2 separate regions of the Homo sapiens genome follow, and region 2 is linked to region 1. Evidence: chromatin contacts called from ENCODE Hi-C data. All regions are on one chromosome and are shown on one strand. The core of a region is the stretch at or near the end of the contact, and the rest is flanking DNA. Distances in the headings are between cores, read along the strand shown.

Region 1 (4,045 bases), core at 460-2,959:
ATTACCTAGGTTTGAATCTCAGCTCTGAAATTTATCTGCCATGTGATCCTGGTGAAAATTGCTTAACCTATCTGTGCCTCAGTTGCCTTATCCTTAAAGTAGAAATAATATCATCTACCTTAAGTGTTTGATATAAAACAAACACTTAGCCCAGTGTTTAGCATATAGTGCACATTTTATAAATGTTGGTTACTATTATTAAGGAAACTTGCTTCTTTTACTGACTCAAACAAACAGGTATTGTCTATCAACCTGTTGCCTTTTCTGAGTACTTTGTGTTGATTTCAGCTTAGCTTTAAGTGAGCTCATTCACTCTAATTGCTACAGTTATGATCTTCCTGTTACAGGACATTGGATCATGCTGTTCTTTCTGCCCAAAACTTTTTTTGTTTTCCCATTTGCCTGGCCAACTCCAATTTGTTCTTTAAACATAAGGGCATAAGGGCATGGACTATATCTGGGCTTTGTTTATCATTTTACACCCAGATCTTAGTACAGTGCCTGGCATACAGTAGGCACTCATTAATGTTTATTGCATGAATGAATACCAGCCAGACTAAATCTAGATTCTCATTGTACTTAGTTTTTCCTCTTTATGTTACATTCACACTCTGGATATGTCCTTTTGTTTACACACTGGTTCTAGAAATTTTTTAACAAATATTTATTAAATATATAGACATTTTAGACTCTGTGCTTGGAGAACAAATATGAAAAACACAAGTTTTCTGCTCTCAAGAAGCTACTTATTCATTAGAGGACAAAGACATGCAGAAAGAGAAATTATAATCTAGAGTAAGTGGTACTCTTGAGGCCTGTACGAGATCCATTGGGCATACTGGACCTAGGGAAAAAAAATATACAAACTTATCTGGGAAAGACAGGGAAGGCTTCACAGAGGAGGTGCTATCTAAATTGAGTCAAAAATAACGAGTAGCCGTTTTCCAAATAAACAAGTGCCGGGTAAGAGCATTCATGGCAGAAGGAATTCCAGGGCAAAGATGTGGAGGCTTTTTCTTCTTTTGTTGATCCTGACTTCTACAAACCAATTCCTTTATTGCTTTTTTGACATTAGATTAACACTTTTAATCTCGAATAAATATAATACTGCACAATTTCCCATTTTCAGTATATATGCATTTGATTTTTTTTGTTGTTCTTACTCTCATTTTTTAAATCTGCCTTGGATTTCCATTGCATATACTATTTCAGTATACTTTTTGGTCCTTCTTTGTAATATGTATCGTTCTTAAATTTTTACCTGCATAAGGTGTTCATTCCTAATGGGTATTCCCTTCTAGTGCTCACTGTATGTAGCACTGTATCTGGACCCTGGGTTCAAGATGCTCAGCTGAATCGATGGGAGTAATGAGCGGTATATGACTTCCATAAACTCAAGAAAATGGTGGAAAGGTAGTAGAATTTTACTTCTAGTAAACCTGGATAAACTACCATAAATAGAAGCGTAGTGGGAGGACTCGGGAGGAGCACTGAAATGGCAGGCAGGGGACCCAGGTTTTATAGCTTTATGGGCCTGTTTTTTCTCATCCCTGCACCTATAGCTTCAAGTATGTTCACTAAAGGCGATTGAATAGAGTGCCCCGGCCCAGTCCTTCCGAATGGGAGACTGACGCCCTAGCACCGGGCGAAGTCCCGGGCGCCAGAGGCACCCACCCTGCACGGCCGGAAGGAGTGGGGCGGGGCCTACAGGCTCTCCGCTGGGCCCGAGCGGGCTGGGGGAGGGGAGCGTGGGGCCGACAGTTTTGGGGGTGAAAAGGCAAAAGGCGGGTGAAAGGCTGCCTCCCGAGACTCTCCTTGCTTGGAATTCTGCCCACTCTGCGGAGTTAGCAGTCACGACCTCCAGCACAGGTGGGTTCCGTCCCGTGGGTCAGGGAAGGGGTGTCCCCATGGGTGCTACGGGTGGGTTTACCCAGGCGCTCGCTTTCAGGCCTGTCGCAGTGGGCGGCGGAGGCTCTCACCCGGGCTGCTGGGCCCAAGGGCGGTGGTACTCACCTTAACCCTGGCGGAGAGGAAGGCCACTCCTGCCTTGCCGCAGGGTTGTCGTCACGATCTGTGCCAGTTGCGCGACAGAGTCTGCCCGGAGATCAGCGTGAGGCCGGATGGGCCTAGCGCTCAGGAAGAGCTGGAAGAGCTGGAGCAAGCTCGCGTTGGGACTGACGCCCAGTGTACATTGTTTCAATCTCGGTCGGACTTTACAGCCCTGGATCTGTCACTGACTTGGTGTTTAGCTTTCAGCGAGTCCCTACCCTCTTCCTGCCTCACTTTGTTCGGCAGTAGAGTGGAAGGTGGAACTCAGCTGTCTGCAAGATCTTGCAGCACTTTCTTTCGTTCTCATATCCACTAATGTTCTCTGCCCAGATTTTACCCTTTGTCTGCCCCCTCTGGAGCAAGGCTCTGGGTAAGTAAGTTAGGCTAGGAAGTTTTCTTTCTCTTCCGAAAACAATGGAAAAGCCTTTAAATACTCCTGACTGCCCTGGAAACGACATTCAAACCATTAATTGAATGTCAACTCTGAAGAATGGGTTTGTGAATGCCATACTATTAAACGTTTTAACCAGATGATTGCCTAAAATGATGTGTGTTGAGTGGACATAGTACACTGCCTAGCAAAAGTCTCATGATAAATGAGTTGCGTGCTTTAACTCAGTCGCTGAAAGAAAAACTTGAGCTCTCATATTTAAGAAACACTTTCATAATCCACTCCCATACAGTAGTAGTCTTTTAGAGTTGCTTGTAGCTTGGTTTGCCCTTTCAGGACACACTGTAGTAAAAATTACATACAGTTTATTTTACATTAACTATAAAGACAAAGAAGGACTATAAACATTATGGATCAACATTTTGGTGTCAACTTCTGGTTTCTCCTCATTAAGGAACTGGTGGTAATGATAATGGTGAACATATATTTTGCAAAATACTATAATTTTCACAACAACCAGAAGACGTTAAGTAAGGTTATTTATAATAAGGCTTAAAAAACTTATACTTTATCTCATAACCAGTGTGATGAAGGGAATGTTTACTGGGGTGGTTGAGTCTGGGGGCTTGTTTAGTGTGCCCCACCTAGTTCTTTATTTCTTGGAAGCTTGGACTGGAACAGATCACTTCCTTGTTTTGGCCTCTGTTTCAGGAACCACCATTTGTTCTGTATTTCTGCTTGTCAACCCTGGGAACAACAGTAAAACCAGCCAAGTGGATCACTGGGTGTTTACAATGTTTCTGACAGCTGTATCTGATGCCTCCAGGGGCTGGGAGGGGGACCCCAGGATTAACAAACCTCTTTGGTGGGAAGAGTCTCTTCCTGCAAACTGAACACGGATCCATCAGTTGGGCACCACTGTGATCCCCTTTCTATAATACCAAGCATCCCCTGGGCTCATATGGGCTGTACATGCACCTGCCATTGCCCTGTGTAAAGATTTACAGGATAAGAGGCTCTTGAAAAAACCCAGCCTGCTCCATACCTGTAGGTTCTAGGGAAGGAGTGGCTGATATGTAGGTGAGTGTTCTTCTGGATGAGGAAAATACCTCATGATTTCCCAAATGGTTTGAAAGGTGAGAAAAAAATTATGCTGGATATCTGCTGAGCCAACCTGAAGGGTGAGTTTTGCATTGGCTATTTGGCAGGACCTGGTGTCTGCCTTGTTTAGCTATATTTTCACTCTATTCATCATACTCTGTTCATTCACTCCAAAGGCAATCAATGAATGTCAACTCTGTGCCAGGATGCTGATCCATTCACTGAGATTGGCAGCACAGGACAGCCAGTTCGGGAGGACAACAGGAATTCAACTTTAAGCATACTCAGTCTGAGGCCTCCTCACCTTTCCCCACTCCCTATATCTAACTGCTACAAAATCTTGTCACTTCTACATCCTGAATATTTTAAAAAATCCATCCACTTCTCTTTGTCCCATGACTACTCCAAATTTCAAGCCAGCAATATTCTTTTTTAATTGATTTAAAAATTTTTATTTTAAAAGACCAAATGGTTGCATGACCCTCGACTCTCATGGGAAAACCA
Region 2 (4,045 bases), core at 542-3,041, 130 kb before region 1:
GCTGCCTTCCAGGCAGTCATTTCCTCATAGTTTAATAGCTATAGCCAGTGAACTGAAAGTGCATTTCCTGCCACCATACTGTAAAATTATTATTAATGTAATAGGAGAATGCACTTCTGGTTTTGGCACTGATATTTGGGATACTGCATAGGGCTGGTAGCTTAAAAGAGTGGGCAATATTTTGGAGTATGGATTAATGGAGATAGAACCACTAGGAATACTTCCTGTTAAAATATGCTATATTTGCCATTTAGAGATAATTTAATAATATGATATTTTAAATGAAAATAGGAAAATCTTTTCTTTTGTGGGGCCATGAAGCTTTGCTCAAAGGAAGTTTTAAGGAGGTGGGTCTTAGCTCATTTTAAGAGCTAAGTACTAATGGAATAGTTTCTAACTACTGATGGAATAGTTTTATCAGGTAAATGCTCAAAGACTGATTTACAAACTATCATTGGTTCTCTAATAATGAATCCTGCAATTAGTTGAAAATTAGATTAAGCTCTAGGGCCCCTTCCAAAGCAGAATTCTATAATTATGTGCTGAAGTAGATTTAGGCATCAAAGGAAGGAAAATTAATTTTGAATCAGCAGTCATTAAGTGTGACGTCCTGTGATTCTCCTTTAATTTAGAGAAAAATTCTGCGATACTTCAGGAAGGATGTAATACTGAGGTCATTTGAGGGCTGAAAGTTTACTTGGAGTCGCATGTGGTCCCAGATCCACAGTTTGGAGCCAAGAGGAGACAATAAAAGATTTAAAGAAAGAGTAAATGGAAATACAGACAGAAATAGAAACATATAGTACCTGGAAACCTTATGTGTGGAGTGAACACTCTCAGTAGCCTTCTTACATAGAAAAGTCCTGACCATTCCATCATTCATCCTTCAACAACTATTTACTGCTTGTAGTCTAGACTAGTTGCAGATTATGCAGGAGTTCATTTATTGGGGTCATGCACAGCTGTCCATTATAGATCAGCCAGGTTAGTCCTTCCAGAATTTGAGTACCCAATGTGCAGTTATTAATGTCCGAGAACTTAAGACTCAAACACAACCAAGGTAAAGGAAAGACTGAAAAGGAACTGGTCACTATTGAAACAATCTTAAGACTTGACATATACATAAACAAAAATGTTTTCTCCCCTTTACACTCATGAATAGAGGGTTAACAGCTATTTAGGTTACTGTTGAAAATTTAAATCTTGGAGAATAGAAAATTTAATTGAGGGCAAGATGATTTTCTAATTGTTTACAAGGTCTTTGTATTGCCTTTTGTTCATTAAAATGAAAAAATTGTATTAACAATATCAGAAAGTTAATATGTTGCTGATGAGGTTCTCCTCTACTGGAATAATTTCTAAAAATCAAAGAAATAGGAAAAAATTAATGTTAAATTAGCTACAGTGTCTGAATCAATTTATTTCTGCAAATTATTTCTGACCAAATGTCTCAGAAACAAATCAATGTAAAAGATTATTAATATTTACTTGCTTACAGGTATAAAAGAAAGTAACATGAAACTTTTTTGAAGAAAAGAGAAGAATTTTCTTATGAGCCAATTCACACTGCTACAAATATTTTGGATCCAAGACCAAAAGCTAGAAATGTAAATAATGATAGCACTGCTGCTGCTGCCCTAGATTGAATTACAAAACAAGCAGCACATTTAGAAATTTATGCTGGAAAAATCCTTTCAAATGTGTCTGAATACAGAGCAGTTACAGTGTTTGTGCAGTCATGCAGTTTGGACTTGAGCCAAGTGTAACGCTCGCTCTTATTCCTGGTCCCACCCTTCTGATGAGGAATCTGAAGGCCAGGTTACAATTCAAGTTCTCTGTAGCTAGCTCAAGCTCCTACCCAGTGTTTCTGAGCTTTTATCACTACTAGGTTTGCTCATGAAAATAACAATATTAATAACTAATGTATATTCGGTGCTTACTATATGCCAAGCATTATGCAAGGTAAATTACATATTTTATCTTAAGCTTCACAATAAACCTATGAGGTAAATACTTTTATGTGCAGATGGGGAATTTGATTCTGTATGAGGTTAAAGAAATTGCTCCAGGTCACATCATTATATCTGTTCCATTATAAATCTATTGAGAAATCAGTAGTCTTTCTGCATGTCAAGGATGATTTTTTGTTTGGAAGACAAGGCCAGGTATCTTAGAACAATAAGGTCTCCCAAGCCTCAACATCTACCTGCTGCTCTCACAGGTGACTTCCCTCAACACAAGATTTTGTCTCTTATATTCTTGCTAGCTGCTTTCAGCCACACCTCTAAGAAGTTGTCAGTAGCTCTCAATAGCTGCACTTCATGATGATCCTTGTACCGGCCCCAGCCTTATGGGCTCCTCAATAGTGATATAATTTAATATTACAACAGGGTCTCTGATGCACCCTTAAATGACAGAAACAATTAAGAATAAATCAAAGCTCTTTACCCTGCTTCAAGGAAAGCATCTATGGAACACCAACTAGCTGACCCCCTCTAGTTGCCTATTTTTAATTTAAACAAAATTTGGGGAAAGAAAGTTGGTCTGGGATAAGTTTCTCAAGCTTGGGGAAAGATAGTTTTCTCTAGAGCAATTCCTGAGACTTGCATAGGATCTCTATTCTCCCTAAGGAACATTTGAATGGTGAGAAAATGAGACTAGGAATTGAAAGATGCTTCTATGTTCCTTAGACATGAGTTCAGATATTATTGGAAGTTAGTAAAGAGGCTTTGCACTCAGTAGCTTAGCATCCTATTCTTCCTCAATTCTAAGTATTCCTAAAATACAATCTGAATCAGACACACACCAGAAAGAACCCCTGAAGCCCAATCCAATGAACTGGGGGAGCATGAAAAATCTAAGCATTACCTGGAAAATCTGCTACAAAACAATCCACAGGTAAAGTGGCCCCAGGTCAAACAAAAGGAGTTTGCTAAGAGTGGTGCAGCAGGTTTCTATTGAAGACTTTGTTTCCTTCCAGTAATGCTTTACACAATGTGAGCAATGGTTGTGCGAGGCTGTGGTTCTGTCTCTCTGACTTTAGTGTCCTGGGTCTGCACTCATGTTGTATTTTTTTCCTTCTGTTTTTGTGACTAATTTTCTCTGTGGGATTAGTATTTTTCTGTACAGCATGACACTGAAAGAAACACTTTAAACTGCGTTTGCCAGGAAAAGTCCCTTCCCGTTTGGAATCCGAAGTGAAACCGACACCACACTTTAAGATTCTAGGATTGTTGCAGGGAAATGTCACCCAACAGCTCCAGGAAGCAGGAGCCCTACTGTTGCTGTTTAACCACTTCTTTCCCACTTTGGTGGCAAGTTGCCTCCTTTTACACAAACTGCCTCAGGAGATCCTAAGGATATCATGGTGTCTGTCTGTCCTTGCAAGAGCATGCATTATGGTAGGACATTGCCTTCATTCTGTTCATTTTTCTCCAAGACTCTTGCTTATTCTCACCATTTGGCTGGACTTTCTACTGTAGGATTACCTCGGAATCCACACAAAACCCACAGAGTTTCAGAACTGCCTTGAATTACATGTTTTCCCAAACATCCACCCAGTTCATAGGTGGCCTCACCTCTGAAGTCTCAGAGTCGCAAGATGCCTTGAGTCTTAGACTGTCTTCCATCTTCTTTCTCCCTTCTGTACCCCCTCCAGCCAAAGTTGCCCAGCCACACTAAATTGCATTCCTTGCAGTGTTGCATGCTTCCTTTGGGCAGCTTGCCTTTTATGAATAGATGAGGAGAAAATTGGGATATGAAAACACATTTATCTCTTAATATAAATATATAAATGGAATTATTTAAAATTGTCCTTTTATGTCTAGCTTCTTAGCATAATGTTTTCAAGGTTCATTCATGTTGATGTATCATGATTTTATTCCTTTTTTGTTTTTCAAGTTATCAACACTTATTTACATATTTGATAAATTTGTTGGAAATTTGAATTGTTTTATGTTCCAGGAGGAGTATATTTGCCTCATTTCAGGAACTATTTGTACATTTGTTTGTTGAGGATTATTTGGTGTTTAAAATTTACCCCCCA

Evidence for each region. Hi-C counts contacts between places; a loop is a spot of excess contacts on that map. Pooled maps may share reads with other maps.
Region 2: a map of endothelial cell of umbilical vein shows a loop between it and region 1 (20-fold over the local background). The contact joins the enhancer-like site here to the promoter of TMLHE in region 1. A Hi-C loop is called at or near these places in 3 of 168 maps with a recorded cell type or tissue (Right ventricle myocardium inferior, ascending aorta and endothelial cell of umbilical vein) and 7 of 50 pooled maps.

Annotation. Positions count from the first base shown.
Region 1 is chrX:155,610,616-155,614,660 of GRCh38, reverse strand. TMLHE (trimethyllysine hydroxylase, epsilon) reads left to right here and starts at 1,709. Exons shown (of 8, transcript NM_018196.4): 1 at 1,709-1,869. It overlaps SPRY3 (sprouty RTK signaling antagonist 3), which reads right to left and starts at 2,075. Exons shown (of 3, transcript NM_001304990.2): 1 at 2,014-2,075.
Region 2 is chrX:155,743,662-155,747,706 of GRCh38, reverse strand. All of the region lies in intron 1 of SPRY3 (sprouty RTK signaling antagonist 3), which reads right to left. Among named protein-coding and RNA genes, the nearest start is that of TMLHE, 130 kb to the right of the region's middle. Within about 2 kb of position 1,791, at least 2 of the 41 ENCODE cell types and tissues checked have a DNase peak (open chromatin) inside an H3K27ac peak, as active enhancers do.